Regions from separate parts of the Mus musculus genome. Here region 2 is linked to region 1. A link is a loop called in an ENCODE intact Hi-C map of the cell type or tissue named here. Cell type or tissue: left cerebral cortex. All regions are shown on one strand.

Region 1 (8,000 bases):
GGCTTCCTTCCCAGAAGAGTTGCACTCTACTGGGAACAGCCACTGTGTTCTGAAAAATTCTTAATACTAATGGCCACTGCAAAACCGTATTGTACTTCAACGTTTTGAATCTGCAGGCATTTAAAACTAACTTATTTTTCCTAATTGTTGAGTTTATTGTAGAATTCTATGCTAAGCATCCATAGGTGCTAAAGCTTTGAGTGAGCGGAGCTTTCTCATGGCTCTGGTAGCACCCAGCCCGGCACATTTCATTCTGAATGTGAAGTATGTGCCTCCGACCGCAGGCCCTCAGCCTCCCCAGGGATCTTGAGTGTGGAGCCTTGTCCCAGCAGCTCGGCAGTGGCGGCAGCACAGCAGGAGAGTTCTCAGGCAGCCTCGGCCTCGAGCAGCTTTGACTCCTGGAGCTCTTTTGAGGGGAAACCTGGTAAACCGTCAAGGTGTCTGACTGCCCCCACCTCTGTAGTCTGTGTAGCCTAGGGAAGGTCTGGGGAGGCACGCCACCTAGACCAGCCCAGCTGGAGAGGCCAGCATGGGCTCATGGGGACCAGGATGTGGCCAAAACTTGATTCCTGAACAACTGTGTGTTGTTTTTATTGGGAGGGAGGAATTCATTCTGCTTAGAATGATTCAATGAAGAACTTTTTCAAATTTTGAAATCAAACTGCTCTCTTAATACTGTTTTTGAGTAGGTTGTCATGGAAACTGAACAAAGAGAGTTCGGGTTTGGGAGGGCTTTTTTCCCCCTAAATTTCTGCTTACTGCACATTTTCCTGAAATAGCAGATGGTCGGAGAACATAAAAGTCTCAAGCCATTGTTGAGGAGCCCTTTATTAAGGACCTCCAGGCTCACAAAGGGTGAGAGGGACTTGAGGGTCTGTCTTGCTATTTGTGGAGTATATCCTGGCATGAATCAAAATTTTAAAAGTATAAGTATTCTTAGATTTTTTTTATCCATGAAACCTCCCATAGACTTAAAGTAGTCAGACTGTCACGAGGGTATCATGTTTTGAGCAGGTGCAGGGTTTGGGCTTCATGCCAGTGGGTCTGCAGTATGGTCCTGATGCCTCCTGCCCCTCATCTCAGGTCCTTGGCCTGAGATGAGTAACAGGAGGAATGGCATGGTGCAGCCTGCAGTTCTTAGCTTCTCAACCTTTAGTTTCTCCCTACTGCCAGTATCTGGGCGCCTTTCCCTGCCTGAGCATAGGAATGGATTTGGGGAGTTGAAAGTCCCAGGCTGGGAGAGAGCACAAGGCAGGAACAGGGAGGCTCAAGCCGCAGCCTCCTGAAGAGCTGAGCCTTACTGTAGTGCAGGCAGGGGTGGGGAGAGGTGCTGTACCTCCAAGCTGGTGTCAGGATGCACAGCCTCTAAAGATGCAGGGCCCATCTGCGCAGCCTGCATCTCAGACTGAGGTCTCTTTCACCTCATGCTAGGGAGGTGCACACCACACAGACCAGGCCTCAGACAGAGCTAAACTCTACCTTGTTGTCTGTCTAGGTCACGGTCTCGGTCCCCAAGAAGGAGAGCTCACTCTCCTGAGAGACGGCGGGAAGAAAGGAGTGTCCCTACAGCCTACCGGATGAGCGGCAGCCCTGGGGTCAGCAGGAAAAGGACCCGTTCCAGGTAGGCTACCATGTCTCACAGGGAAAAACATGTCTGAAATCTTGGTGTCTGTCACCTGTGTGAAAGAGTCACAGATAATGAAAGGGTGCAGTCCCTTTCTTCAGTAGGGCTGTCTCTTGGGATCATGTGGGTTCCAGGGCACAGTGTGTCCATGCCTGTGGAACCCTCACATGGCTTTTCTCTGGACCCTGCTCTTCCTTAACACTAACCCAGGGCCCTTGCTGTCTCTGCTGGATCTACCCCAGTCCCTCCCAGCTGTCTTCAGGGAACAGGGGTCAACTAGGAAAATATAAACATCTTTTCTCAGTGTCCTGCTTTGTCTCCAGTAATGACCACTGGAGCCTAGGTGCTGTGTGATGGAGCAGGGCAAAGAATAGATCCAGGCTGTGACTCTGGATCACTTCTGTATCCATTGTAAGGAGAACAGGGAGGTCAGCCAAAATGGTTATAGAGCCACTAAATTTGAACCTAGCTCCTGGTAGCCAGGGACACCCTTTTACCCTATGAGCCATAGTTCACTTAGAGCTCTAGAACTTTCTCTGGCTCTTGTCTAACTTTGGGAAACCTATGTACACTCTGTGGTACCTGCTTCTGTTGGCTGTGTTGATCCCCTTGCATCTCTATAGCGCATTGCCTGAGTAAATCAGCTTATAGAGAGTGAGGGGTTATTTTGATCAGCTTTGGGGGCCTCTGTATGTTAGTCCTGTTGCTTTGGGCCTGTGCTGAGGCAGTAAATTGTTGTCGGAGCACGTTAGGGCCAAAAGCCTAAAGGTTGATCCCTCTGCAGGGGGCATGTCCCTAGTGACCTACCACCTTCCACTAGGTCCCTCTTGAAGGTACTAGTCCCTCCCTGGAGCAGCCCTCTAGAGACCAAGTGGTTTATGTATAGGCTTTTGGAAGATGTTGGAAATCTAGACTCTGGCTGCAGTGGGGGCCGCCACTCCATGGGAGCAATGTTTCCAGTATGAGTGCTGCCCTGGAGCGTCTTCCTCTGTTTCCAACAATAGTGAGTGTCACCTAAGGGCTCGCTCTAGTTCCCAGTTGGACAGGAGTTGTCATGGGAAAAAACAGCCAGAAAGGGCTAGAATCTGTGGGAGGCAAACCCAGGATTACAGATAAACCGTGGACTTGGGGCCCCAGCTATTGCCCATTGCCCACAATGCTGCCTAGAGGACATGGGTAGAGTAGGGGCAGCCTAAGGTGAAGGAGCACAAACCAGCCTGCTAGCTGGTCACAGGCAGCCTGTTGACTGGGGAAGGAGATCATTCTCTGTTACCTGAGAAGCCAGCAGAAGAACATGAGGCTGATGAGTTTTAGCAAAGGGTTGCAATACAAGTTCACATTTATAAATTACATTCCAGCCTCCATAATCCTACCAGCTACTGCAACACACAGGATTCATTCCTGAAGCAAGTGGTTTAACATTTGAAGTTCATCATCACCTTTGGTATATGTAAAGGGCATGGTCTAAAATTAATTTTTACAGCAAACGATCTTTCTCAACAGAAGAATTCTTGCTTTGCCCTCAAATTAACCTTTACGTTTAAAGGGAGATGATGGGAGAAGGTGGAAGAGAGCCGGTGTCCACAGTGCTGGGAGCCATCCCCATCTTAGGCATAGGACTTATGAGGCCTCTGAGCCTTGTGCTCGAGCACTGTCGTCCTGAAAGGATAGGAAAAGGCAGACAGCTGAGCACTGGAGCTGCTCCACGTGCCGTGCCATCCTGTCCCGTCCTGTTCAGTCCTGTGTCAGGCACTCTCCCTCCCTCCACACTGCCATCTCAGCGGGTAGCTCTGGCCTGTGCTAATTCAGTTACTCTGATACTTGGCATCACCCAGATGGAGGATGTGCTGCTGTGCTCTTTCTGCACTATTGGACAGACTGATTATAGCTAACTAAGGGGCTTGGGGATTTTTTTTTTTCTTTTGGGTTTTGTTTTTCAAAACAGGTGGGTTTTTTGTTTTTGTTTTTGTTTTTTTCCTGTGTAGCCCTGGCTGTACTAAAACTCCCTCTGTAGACCAGGCTGGCCTCAAACTCAGAGATTTGCCTGCCTCTGCCTCCCTAGTACTGGGATCAAAGATACATGCCACCACTGCTCTGCCCACTAACTACGAGTCTTACTGTGGTACTGAGAGCACCTCACACATTCCCTCAGCTGCTCACTTGCCTGCCTGTCCTCTTCTGCTTCCCTCTGGCTCCACCCACTCCACCTCTGCTGCAAAAGAATGCAGGCCAGCAGTGCTGTGGGATCGTGGTCCTCAGCATGGAAGGAGCGCCTTAGTGATGGTGCACCTGGTCCCTCAGCTAAAGCTGCCTCTGCCCTGACCTCTGACCCAGCAGCTGACCTTCCAGTGGGCACTGAGCAAGCTCGTGAGCTCTCTTCCCAGCAGCCTTCTGCCACGGTAGTCAGTGACGGCCAGAATGGCTACCTTCTCTCCTCTGTTGTCAGCTGGCCCCTCCCTTGTCCAGCACTGCTCTGGACAGGTAGACTGTACGATTTCCTGTTCCCTTATTCTGTCTGATTGTGACAGACTCCAGGAGGCTCCAGGCCAGATGTCACATTGTTCTTCCACTGGCCGTGGTGCTCCTCAGACACCAGTGTCCAGATCCTTCCTGCCTTTCTTGCCCCAGCTCTTCCTTTTCATTTTATTTTTATCTAATTATTTATGTGCATCACATATGTGCTCGGTGCCTGCTGAGGCCAGAAGAGAAATGGAGTTACACATGGTTGTGAGCTGCTATATGGCTTTGAGAAATTGAACTCGGGGCCTCTGGAAGAGCAGTGGGTGCTCTTGCCCACTGAGTCATCTCTCCAGCCCACCCCACTTCTTGTTAGTGAGGGTTTGGAAATCAGGCTCTGAGCCTGATGCACATTTTTAAAGTGCAGTCTAGTAAGATAGAGCATAGCAGTGCCCACCTGTGACCTCGCCATTGAACAGACAGAAGATAGAGAAAGAAGCATCAAGAGATCCAGGTTATCCATAGCTGAACAAGTTCATGAGACACTGTCAAAGCAAGAACGCAGTGGCAGCATCCGCAGACAGCATGAGCGTGGACAGTGAGTCATGTTTCACTAGAGCCCACGGATTTCCACTGTTGTCACCAGGATGCCCTGGTGTGGTACTGAAGGAGGGAAGGAACGTAGGAATGGCTTCTTGCCACTGCACTCCTGCTACAAAGCACCGCATCTGGCATAGCATCTGAAGTTAACGGCTGAAAGGCTCTCGGTGTGCTCCAAGTGTTACTCATTCAAGGTGACCTTGGAAAATGAGAGGATGTGCCTTACAGTTCCTCCAACAACCAGGAAAACATAGCTGGAAAGCAAACAGGGTGGGGATGGCACCTGCTGCCAAGCCTACCAGCCTGGGTGTGATCCCTGAAACCCACGTGTTAGAAGAGAGAACGACCCCCACAATCTGACCCCCACGTGTGGGCCTTGGCGTGCACGCACACACACACAAACAAGTATGTACGTGCACACACAAAATAAGTAAATATAAATGTCTTAGAGGGTGAGAGGAAGCCAAGGGTAGTACACACAGAGACAGAGGCCAGCCTGGTACACATAGTTCAGGACAGTCAGCCTACAGTAGTGAGACCCTGTCTCAAAACCCCCCCCCCCCCAAAAAAAAGTTTTTAAGTAAATGAATAAAAGCTAAGAGGATATAAAACATTAAAAATACTTCATTCAAAAGAAAATAGCAGATCAGGAAAGGAAAGGAAAACAAAGGAGGAAGAGGGTAGGTGATAAGCAGGTCAGGCAGGTCCTAGGCTTGTTTATAAAGAGGTGGCTTTGGAGCCTTGGGGGTGTGAGCAGTGCTAGGGATGAAGCCAAGGCCTCTCGTAGCTAAACAAAGCTCTCTACCGTGGACCTGTAACCCCACTTTATGAGAGACAGTTTAGGGCTTGGGCTAGCTCAGTTGGTAGGGGACTCAAGACCTTGGCTCAGTCTTGGGCATAAACAGAGCCTACCTTTAGGAAGGTGTTAAGTGGGGGCAGCAGGAGCAGAGGGGTCATCTCTGCTACATGGCCAGTTTGAAGCTAGCCTGGGCTAAGTGGAACTTTTGACTAAAAAAAAAGACACTTTAAAAATAAATATACTGGGGCTGGAGAGATGGCTCAGCGGTTAAGAGTACTGACTGCTCTCCCAAAGGTCCTGAGTTCAAATCTCAGCAACCACATGGTGGCTCACAACCATCTGTAATGAGATCTGACGCCCTCTTTATGGTGTGTCTGAAGACAGCTACAGTGTACTTACATATAATAAATAAATCATTATACACACACACACACACTCTCTAACAGATCTTAAAAGGCAAGGAAGATGTACTTCTCCGTTCTCATGGCAAGTAGGTGACAGCTAACTCTGAGGCAGGTGTTTTGTCATTGAGATGTGATGTTCAAAGTGTGCAAAGTGCAACAATGGCTCTTCAGTGCTTGGGAGAGTGACAATAGGATACAGTGAAAGCAGATAGACACAGAGACTTGCAGCCACGGCCAGTGGCCCAGGGGCACAGCACTGACCAGGACAGTGGTGCAGTGTGTCAGAGACCTGAGACAACAGTATGGAAAGCCATGGGTGGGTTTACAGCACACCCCACGCACACCTGCTGAGAGAAGCAGTCGTTGAGAAAGAGTCAGCCATGCCTGGAAGTGTGGAACGTGGAAGCATGGCCTTTCTTCCGTGCCGGTGCCAGCTAGAAAAGACATCGCTTTCTCTAATGTCTGCATTATACTCCAAGAGGAAGGCAGTGCCGGAGTGTGGCCAGACGTGTAAATGGATAATAAGGAAATTCATTCTTTCTGAGAGATGGACAGAGTCCCAAACTGACAGGAGGCCATCATTTGATTGGTTCCTCATCTGTTTAGGAAAATCCAGTTTAGGAAATGGAATTTACATCTTGGAACCTTGCTCCTAGTTCCAACCTGTTTTTCCCTGTGAATCCAGTATGCAGGAATCAGGTAACCACTCACTCATCCACCTTCTCAGTGGAGAGATGGGCGCTGCCCACTCACCTCCAACCATATTGACTAATCCATAAGCCGGCAAGGATGCTGTGTGGATTCGTGGTCACAGACCAGTACTCTGAGAAACAGCCTCTCCTCAACTCTAGCAAATGGTACTGCTCACAGCTCTTGTCCTGTGCTCTGTGGATCCAACCAACCCTAGGCCTTCTGAGACCATGACAGTCAAAGAACAAAGGTGGAGTTCTTTGACCTCCTAGATCTCCGTGGCAGGAGAAGTCGAGCTTCATGCTGAAGCACTGACCGTGACACCCTCGGAGCCCACACTGCAGTCTGGGCCTGTGGCTAGACCACAGCACTGAAGCACTGACCGTGACACCCTCGGAGCCCACACTGCAGCCTGGGCCTGTGGCTAGACCACAGCACTGAAGCACTGACCGTGACACCCTCGGAGCCCACACTGCAGCCTGGGCCTGTGGCTAGACCACAGCACTGAAGCAGTTCAGGGGGACTGGAGAGTTCTCCAGTGAAACCTGCTCAGCCTACTGGACACTGCAATGAGAAAGAACAAACTACACATGTTAGTTCAGTTTAGATCAGCGTCTAAATGCACAAGCCAGAACCAGAAAACTGTGTGTGCCTGGGACTGCTTAAGATGGAGAGAACCCTGGTGGCTGGGGAGATGGCTCTCTCAGTAAGTACCTGCCACACAAGCAGGACGACCTGAGCTCTATCGACAGGATGTATATAAAAAGCCAGACAGGAGCCGAGCATAGTGGCGCACGCCTTTAATCCCAGCACTTGGGAGGCAGAGGCAGGTGGATTTCTGAGTTCGAGGACAGCCTGGTCTACAAAGTGAGTTCCAGGACAGCCAGGGCTACACAGAGAAACCCTGTCTCGAAAAACCAAAAAAAAAAAAAAAAAAAAGGCAGACAGATGGCATGTGCTAGAAACACCAGGACCAGGGGAACAGATAGGCTGGCCCATAGAACTCAGCAGGCAGAGTTTGAGTTTGAGCCCAGCTAGGACTCCACAGTAAGGCTCTGTCAAAACAAAACAAAATGGATAGCAACTGAAGAATGAAGTTTGTTGTCCTCTACACAAGTGTGTACACCCACCCACAAGAATATAGAAGAGACCCCACCATGGGAGGAAAATATAATATAGTCGGTGCCATTAAAGTCCAATACCTGCCTCCAGGAATAAGTAAGAGACCAAGTGGTTAGTCTCCCTGTGAAAAGACACCCACAGTTGCTTGTGTCAACACCAGAGGCCACTGATGGCACAGAGAACACATTAGCAGGGTACGCTTAGATGTTGCTGAACATGGGCAATCAGGAATAAGGGAAACACAGTGAGGTTCTGCTTTTGCTTAGTGTGAGTGGGTGAGGGTGCTTGCCAGCCCATTTTCATA
Region 2 (8,000 bases), 47 kb before region 1:
GACTGGCAAGATGTCTCAGCAGGTGGAAGCACTTTCCATCAAACCTGAGAACCTGAGTTTTACCCCTGGGCCCCACGTGGTAGAAGAGAACTGACTCCTGCAGTTTGTCCTCTGACTTCCAGTAGAATACCCACACGCATACAGAAAATAAATAAAAGTATGAAGAAAAAAACAAAAATAAAACCAGAAACTAAGACGCTTTGTTTTTGTGCAGTTATTGGTGCTGTGTTTGAGCTACTGTAGCCACAGCGTCATCATAGTAGCTACTTTTAAGACACTGACGCCAGCGCGTTGACCTGGTCCACCAAGAGCCTGCGTGGTGCAATCCTGTCTGCCTCTGTAGGTCATGTTGAAGAGATCCTTGACCTTTGACATGTTTATATAAAATGGCCTGTTTTGCAAATGAATCTTTGTTAAGCCAGAGCTGGAGAAAATCTTCATCAAGGCCTATGTCCCACACTGGATTTCCTTTAATATGGAACCTAGTTTATTCAGGAGCCAAATAACTTTAAAACTGTAAAGACTGCTCTTCTTTCAAAAAATGCATTATTACAATTCATTTGTTGGGTGGTGGCGGGGACACCGTGCACCACTTCATCTATGTGGAGGTCAGAGGACAGCTTGCAGAGGTCACTTCTTCCACCATGTGGGTTCCAGGGATTTTGAACTCAGGGTATCAGGCTTAGCAGCAGATACCGTTTACCATAAGCCATCTTGCTGGTCTTGACATTTCTTCTTTTTAAAGTGAAGAGGATGTTATTAATTAGCCACTAAATTTGAGAAATTAAGCCACTTTTATAAAGGATGAGGTCCTGAAGTTACATAAGCATTTTTCCATGTAATTTTCTAGTGTAAACTCTCTTTGTTGATATTAAAAATATTGTACATTGTTTATCTGGGGACATTTTGGGCACATATGTGCCTCAATACACAAGTGGAGGTCAGAGGTCAGCTCTCAGGAGTCAGCTCTCTCCTTCCACCACATAGATTCTGGTAATTGAATTCTAGTTGTCAGACCTGGTGACCAGTGTATTCACCTGCTCAGTCACCTTGCTAGCCTTGAAATATCTTATTCTTAAATTGGAACAGTAAAACCAAGCTGTTTCATTTTATTAAATCACGTAACTTGTGTGTTTGTGTGTGTACATGTGTACACATAGACTAACACCATGACTTTTTCCCTAGCCACCAACAGCCAAAATGCATGCCATCATTGAGCGCACAGCCAACTTCGTATGCAAGCAGGGAGCACAGTTCGAGATCATGCTGAAGGCCAAGCAAGCTCGAAACTCACAGTTCGACTTCCTACGGTTTGATCACTACCTCAACCCCTACTATAAATTCATCCAGAAAGCCATGAAAGAAGGACGGTACACGGTGCTAGCTGAGAGCAAGAACGAGGAGAAGAAAAGTACGTGGGCCTGTGTCAGGTGGAGGGGGTGGGGGTGGAAGTGAGAAGGTCCCCATTCTCACGGGAGCGACACTGAAATCCAGACCTGAATTCTTGTGCCGCCGATTAGCTCTGCTGGCACATCGGTCTCCAGCCTCAATCCATACTTTCCAGATGGTTGAAATGTGGTTAAATATCGGTGAGAGCCAAGTGGTCATCCAGGCTGCAAATGTTTCCTCTCATTTGGCTGCTTAACGGTTTGCAGAGGAGACTGTTTGACTCTCGGGTTATTCTGTAAGTGCCTGCACCACAGTGCATAGGACATGTTTGCTTTCATGAGTCAAGGTTTTTGCCCATTTTGAATATAAAAAATCCCATCATAGCTTTCTAGTCAATGCCAAAGGGAGGCTGGGAAGTGGAAGAGGAGGCACTCCCTTCTCTCTAGAACCATGGGGAACATTACCCCAAGGGAAAAAACTTATGTAGGACTCTGCCCTTGTGGGCCTTCAAGTTTTTCCACAACTCATTTGTATTCATTTCCCTCCCTCCTTCCCCCTCCCCTACTCCTCCCCTCCCCCTATGTAGACCTAACTGCCTCAAAACTCAGACCCAGCTCTCTGTGGCTCCCAAGTGCTGGGAATAAAGGCCTGTGTTGCTACACCCAGCCCGTGTTGCTCTTCTTTCATGCTTACTTATTTGTATTGTATGTGGGCCTGTTCTTACCATGACGTACATGTGGGGTCAGAGGGTAATCTGCAGGAGTTATTTGTCTGCTTTTACCAGATTAATTCTGGGGATCAAACTCACTGGCTCCCAAAGTTAGTCAGTCAGTCTGTCTTTTTAATGTAAGATTTATCTGTTTACTTAAGATGGCAAGATCTGTTTTCTGATATGGCAGACATCTTTAATCTCAGCACTTAGGAGGCAGAGGCAAGGGGATCTCTGAGTTCGAGTCACACTTGGTCTACAGAGCGAGTTCCAGGATAGCCAGGGCTACCCACAAACCTTGGGTTTTTTCGGGGAGGAGGGGGACCCAAATATTTACATGTATGTGTTCGTGTCTTTTTGAGTCTCTGCCACATATGTTTGGGTACCAATGGAAGCCAAGGTTTTGAGTCCCCTGGAGCTAGAGTTATATTCTTAACTGCTGAGCCATCTCTCTAGCCCTGTGTTTATTTTTGTCTTTGGAACTGTAGCTAATGAACCCCAGGCTAGCCTTGAACTCTGATCCTTTTGCTTCTACCTCCCAGTGCTAGGATTAGTTACAAGTATCTACCACCAAGCAGAATCTCTTTAAATATGATCTTGAGGAGCATATTTATAGAATATAGTGATGATTTGATACATGTTAACAATTAAACCAAAATGATAAATTTTGGGAGGTAGAGTCTTAGGCTGGCCCAGAGACTTGTGACTGTCTACCTGCCTCTGCCTCTTGAATGCTGGAATTACAAATGTGTGCCATCAAACCTGATAGTCAACATCTTGAATTCAATTCCAGAGTCTGGGCCAACCTCTGACAACGAAGAGGAAGATGATGAGGAAGATGGGAGTTACCTGCACCCGTCTCTCTTTGCTTCCAAGAAGAGCAGCCGCCTGGAAGAGCTGATGAAGGTCTTTATCTCCTCCCTCACTAGGCTGTGTTTACACTGTCAGGAAATTGCTATTCCTTTACGTTTGGAAACACAAAGCCTGCCATATCCTATGGTACAGCTGTATCTTTTTTTATCACCGAGGTGTCTGCATTTCTCTGTTCCATGTGGTGATGAAGCGTTTGTTTTCCTCCATGCCTGCATTACAGGTCTCACAAGCAAGCGATGGCTGTTTTATTATATAAATAGTGTCGGTGAAGATTTGGAAGCTGTTATGTTCTGTTGATTGGAATTTAGTAGGATTGGATTTTCTAGTTTTTTAAATGTCTGCTTCCTGGAGCCTTGGCTCCCTTCATAGACAGTTCCTAAATACGTGCTTTGCTCTGGCCCTCCTCTCATCTTTATGAGACTCATTTGTGATGTAGAAGGCAGAATCTATGAGCGTCTCCACAGACACAGAGTGTAGTTGATGTCTGGGAGGACTGGCTCTTGATTGAGGAGGGTGAGAGCTGTTGATGAGAAGCTCCACTAAGAGAGTTTGAAGTTTGTGAGTTTGTCATGCGCACTTTGGTGAGTTGCTGTCGGGTCTTGATGCTTCCTTTGCTCTTTGCCTAGAAGTTGTTACGGAGATGAAACCCACTTGGTTCCTCTGGTGCTCACAGCCAGCTGGAGCACTTGGCCTCAACTGGATAGAACCTTTCTGTGTGTCCCCAGCCTAAATAACATTGGCTCTTACCAAGAAAGTTGTGTTTGGGTGTGTGCTCTCACAGATGGAGCCGTGTTCAGAGGAGGGATTGAGGGTGGTGGTTTTCAGAGGTGCAAGGAGGAGAGTTACAGGAGCTATACTGAGCCAGTAGGCCGGCACTGAGCAGGCAGCATCAAGGCAAGTGTGCTTATGGGAGTGTCCTTGTGCTCAGGCGTGCTTCTGACACTGGACTCATACATGTAGTTCTGCCTCCATGGCCTCTCTAGAGGCTCCTGTTTTTTTCTTCTGGGTCTGATGTAAGTGACTCTGCCTCTACAGTGGCAGCTTTCACTGTATCTGAATGTGTACTGAGGTTTTCTTAAGACATGCTGACAGTACCATAAGGTTGAGTCTCTTCTCAACAGCAAAGTTGTATATGGTACAGAATGTCGAAAGTGCTAAGGCCAAATGTCTTCTCTGTTCTTAGCCCTTGAAGGTGGTGGACCCGGATCACCCTCTAGCAGCCCTTGTCCGGAAAGCACAAGCTGACAGCTCAGCTCCAGCCCCACCCACTGCAGATGGCACACCTGCTCAGCCCTCCCAGGTGGAGTACACGGCAGACTGTGAGTACCCAGCGTGCCCTGTTGTATATCCAGCATGCAGCCACCGCCCTGCTTCTCATGCTCTCCTGAGAGCATTGGTGTGGAGCTATCACTCCCCAGACCTCTGTGTTCCAGGAGGGAGGGATTTGGAGGGCATGGTTGCCTGGCCTGTGGCTCTGCATTCCTGACAGGAAGAGTCAGGCAAGGGCAGAAGAGTAAGCAGCAGAGGCTGGGAAGTAGCACCTAGGTTTCAAAACCTTGCTGTGCTGAACAAAGCTCAGACTTAAGACTGACAAAAGCAGAGACTGGGGAGATAGCGCAGTGTGCTCTGCTCTAGAGTTGTTTGGTGCTCTGAGAATGCCCTGGGGCCAGCACAGGATTAGACAGACACAGTTTTGGTGAGAACAGCAAGAAGGGATGAGAAAATGTGGGGTCACTTGTCACAATTGCTGGGCATGGACGGTCAACCCTCTGTTTCTACAGGGCAGTGATATCACTTGCCCCCAACAGATAGGAAAACCCAAGGTTTCTCTCACCCACTCAAGAGTCCTGCGCGGAGAACTTGTAATACACTATGGATGCTATCTTAATAATTGTTAATGCTGTATTGTTCCAAGGTATTGTGATAAGGAAAAATTAACACCTGTTGATTACAAATGCACTGTTTCCTTTTTGTATTTTGTATCCGAACTGCTTGAATAGTGGGCGTGGGGCCTAAGACTAGAGAGAGTTGGTTGTAATGTGTAGGGGATTTTGTTTCTTTGGAATCTTGTGGTTGTTGCTCTCTTGTCTTCCTAAACATTGAAGGGGAGCACAATGGAGAGTGATCAGAATATCTGTCCTAAGGTTCGGTGTCAGGCCTCATTGCTATTCTGAGGCTAAGCATCGTGTGAGTGTTGTGTGAAAGAGCCACCTTCAGCAAAGAAGGCTCAGCCTGTGCTGTGGTGCCCTGCTGCAGACTGCATTCCTCATGTGAAGTGAGATGCCTGCGGAGTGGGGTCTGGTACTGAAGATGGAGCTTCCATATTTGAGGGTGAACAATCTATATATATATATATATGCTAGTTCCTCTGCACATCTGTCTCTACACTGGTCAATACAGATGTGGCATTTTGATGTAATAAAGTGACAAGACTATAAAAATCAGTTACTTGCCAGACGTGGTGGCACAGGCCTTTATAATCTTAGCATTTGGGAGGCAGAGGCAGGTAGATCTCAGATTTCAGGTGAGCCTGGACTAACAGACTGAGACCTTATTATTATTTTTTTTTTAAATCAACTTATGAACCTTGTGAGCATATCCTAGAAAACCTGGGCTGGAACTTAGACCATTTCTTAAATGATGGAATTGATGATGTTGAGGGGCTGGCTGCATGTTCCATGTCCTGCCACCTAGCCCACAGCAGCAGTCACCTAGCCGCATTCTGGAGGTTACTGCTGGTGCATGTGCAAGCTTGGGGAGGGGTCCAGGTGCAGAGCCTGCCTGTCCCGTGCCCTGTGCAACCCCAGGGAAAGCTCATGAAGGACCTAATCAGTGGCAGCAGGAGGCCCTGCCAAGCAGGCTGCTTGTACTCCAGAGAGGGAGTGCTGTGCTCGTACCTACTCCCACCGTATGTTGCCTGCTTTTCTGCCTGTTGCCTGCTTTTCTGGTTTTGTTTTTGTTTTTCTAAGTGTGTATTCATAGAGTTAGGGAGGGAGGGAGGTGTATGTATATGTGTTTGTTCTTGTGCGTGCGTGTGTGTGTGTGTGTGTGTGTGTGTGTGTGTGTGTGTATGTGTGTGTTTGAAGCTGTCTGTGTACATGTGTGAATGTTGGGTTCCTTCCTGGATTGAATTACTCTCCACCTTACTTTTTTTGAGACAAGATTGCTCACTGATTTAACTAGACCGGTTGGCCAGTAAGCCCTGGGGGTCCTGTATTTACCTCCCAGGCACAAGTCACAGTACCCAGCTTTTACATGGGTACTAGGAATCCAAAGTCAGATCTTCATGCTTGCACAGCAATCACTTCACGGACTGAGCCACTTCTCTTGCCCATTCCTGCATTCCTGTTCCAAGACTCAAATGCATTGTCGATTCATGTTCCTGTATCCTTTTATAGCCATAGAAGAAAGTAGTAGAGATTGGGGATAGTGAAGCTAATTCCATCATTAAAGAGTGAACAGTTACACACAGAGGTTAGCTGTGGCACTGTGCCAAGACCCTGTGGCCCAAGGAGGATGGTAGAGCAAGCTGACTCATCACAGCAATGTGGTGACTCAGCATGCGCAGTCCAGTGGGAACAGTGGCCTGAGACAAACTTTATCAGTGTGGGATATCAGAGGACCATGCAGATTCGAGACAGGGCCCTAGGACCCCACAGTCCTTCCTCTGGCTCTGAGGGAATCCCGGACTTGGTGTATTCTACTTGAGGGCTAGTCCTGTTCACACTGCCCTTGACCAAAATGGACATCAGGCCTTGATGAATTGTCCTGGACATAAGAAAGAGTGGGCTGTTTAGATATCTGGAGTTGGTGAAAGCAAACAGATGAACATAGGGTTGGTGAGTTTCAGATATGCTCCTATTATCAGCTACAAGGACCACAGCCCTCAGAGCCACACAGCCCTCTGCCTAGGATCAAGAAAATCACTTAATACAACAGATGGACTCTGGTATTGTAGCAGAGCCAGGTCAGTGGCTAGAGCTTAGAATCTGGGTCTCAATGAAACTGCCCAAAATCCATCAGAAAAGTCCCAGCATCCTTGGCTGTGAGATTGCTGCAGTTAGGAACAGCCTTGGTCTCTCTGGGGTTCCAGTTCTGCCAGGCACCTGTCTGGAACTCTTGCCTCCCTCTGTACTTAGTCTGTGGGTATCTGTTTCAGCTTGTTTCTCCTGTCTTATGGCTAGTTAGGCCGCTAGAGTTGCCTGAGTCCAAATCTCTGGCATAGGCTTTGTCACTCCTGCTGTGAAGTGGCCAGAATATGAAATTTTTGGTTCCTTTGGCCCATTGCTGGTCATTTGCAGCAGCTCTGGCTCTGCTTAATTGGGTAGAACTTGTTTTTTAGCCAACTGTTAAGACAGCACGTAAATCCAGCCAAGTAGAGGAAAACCAATCACGGCTGTTGATTTTAGTTCCTTTGTGGTAAATTTATCCACATACAGTGATTAGATTGCTTAAGTGTTGACAGAGAATGCTGTTGAGTACTGTACAGAGTGCCGCCAGCCTTTCTCCCACTGTTGTTTTTATTTTCAACATCTTTTTCTTTCCTTAGCATTCCTGTGAGTGTATGATGGAGTGATGTGTGTGGAGTCGGTTCTCTTCCACCTTTACTAGGGTCTGGGGATAGAACTCTAGTTATCAAGCTTGCACCGCAAGCACTTCATCCAGCAGCCCTCACAGTCTATGGCTGTCAAGTGTGCTTTACTATACACTTTCACAGCTGGGTAATCGATTGTAATGTTCCGAACCTTGCCTACAGACAGCGGCCTGTGGCTTATCCCAGTTTGTATCAAGGTTAAATCTAGCAGACTCTTTGGAGTTCCTTCTTTCCCACAGTGTTCCAGAGAGGGGTGGAATGACACTTGGAGAGAGACTCATGCATATGTGTGAATGATCACCATCATTCGATAACCTTGCTTCTGCCTTGGCAAGTGTCCACCAAGCCTTACTACTTAGCAGACAGGACAGGAGCAGGGAGTGCCTGTGACTGTGGAGCCTTGGGTAGCAATGTCAGGACTCTGCACAGAGTGAG

What was found. Peaks named below come from ENCODE experiments on the same cell type or tissue, not always from the same donor. Only the 100,000 strongest peaks of a DNase experiment are listed, where the experiment ranks them.
Region 2: a loop joins it to region 1, with 3.0 times the contacts of the local background. A loop is called at or near these places in 6 of 42 quality-filtered maps.

Annotation. Positions count from the first base shown.
Region 1 is chr5:129,559,185-129,567,184 of GRCm38, forward strand. Sfswap (splicing factor SWAP) reads left to right here. Exons shown (of 18, transcript NM_172276.3): 15 at 1,496-1,621. Among named protein-coding and RNA genes, the nearest start is that of Mmp17, 21 kb to the right of the region's middle. In left cerebral cortex, no CTCF peak of the experiment used is centred here; a DNase peak (open chromatin) is centred at 4,715; H3K27ac peaks cover 800 bases.
Region 2 is chr5:129,511,862-129,519,861 of GRCm38, forward strand. It overlaps Sfswap (splicing factor SWAP), which reads left to right. Exons shown (of 18, transcript NM_172276.3): 5 at 1,186-1,411; 6 at 2,892-3,004; 7 at 4,155-4,290. Among named protein-coding and RNA genes, the nearest start is that of Sfswap, 15 kb to the left of the region's middle. In left cerebral cortex, no CTCF peak of the experiment used is centred here; a DNase peak (open chromatin) is centred at 3,225; H3K27ac peaks cover 964 bases.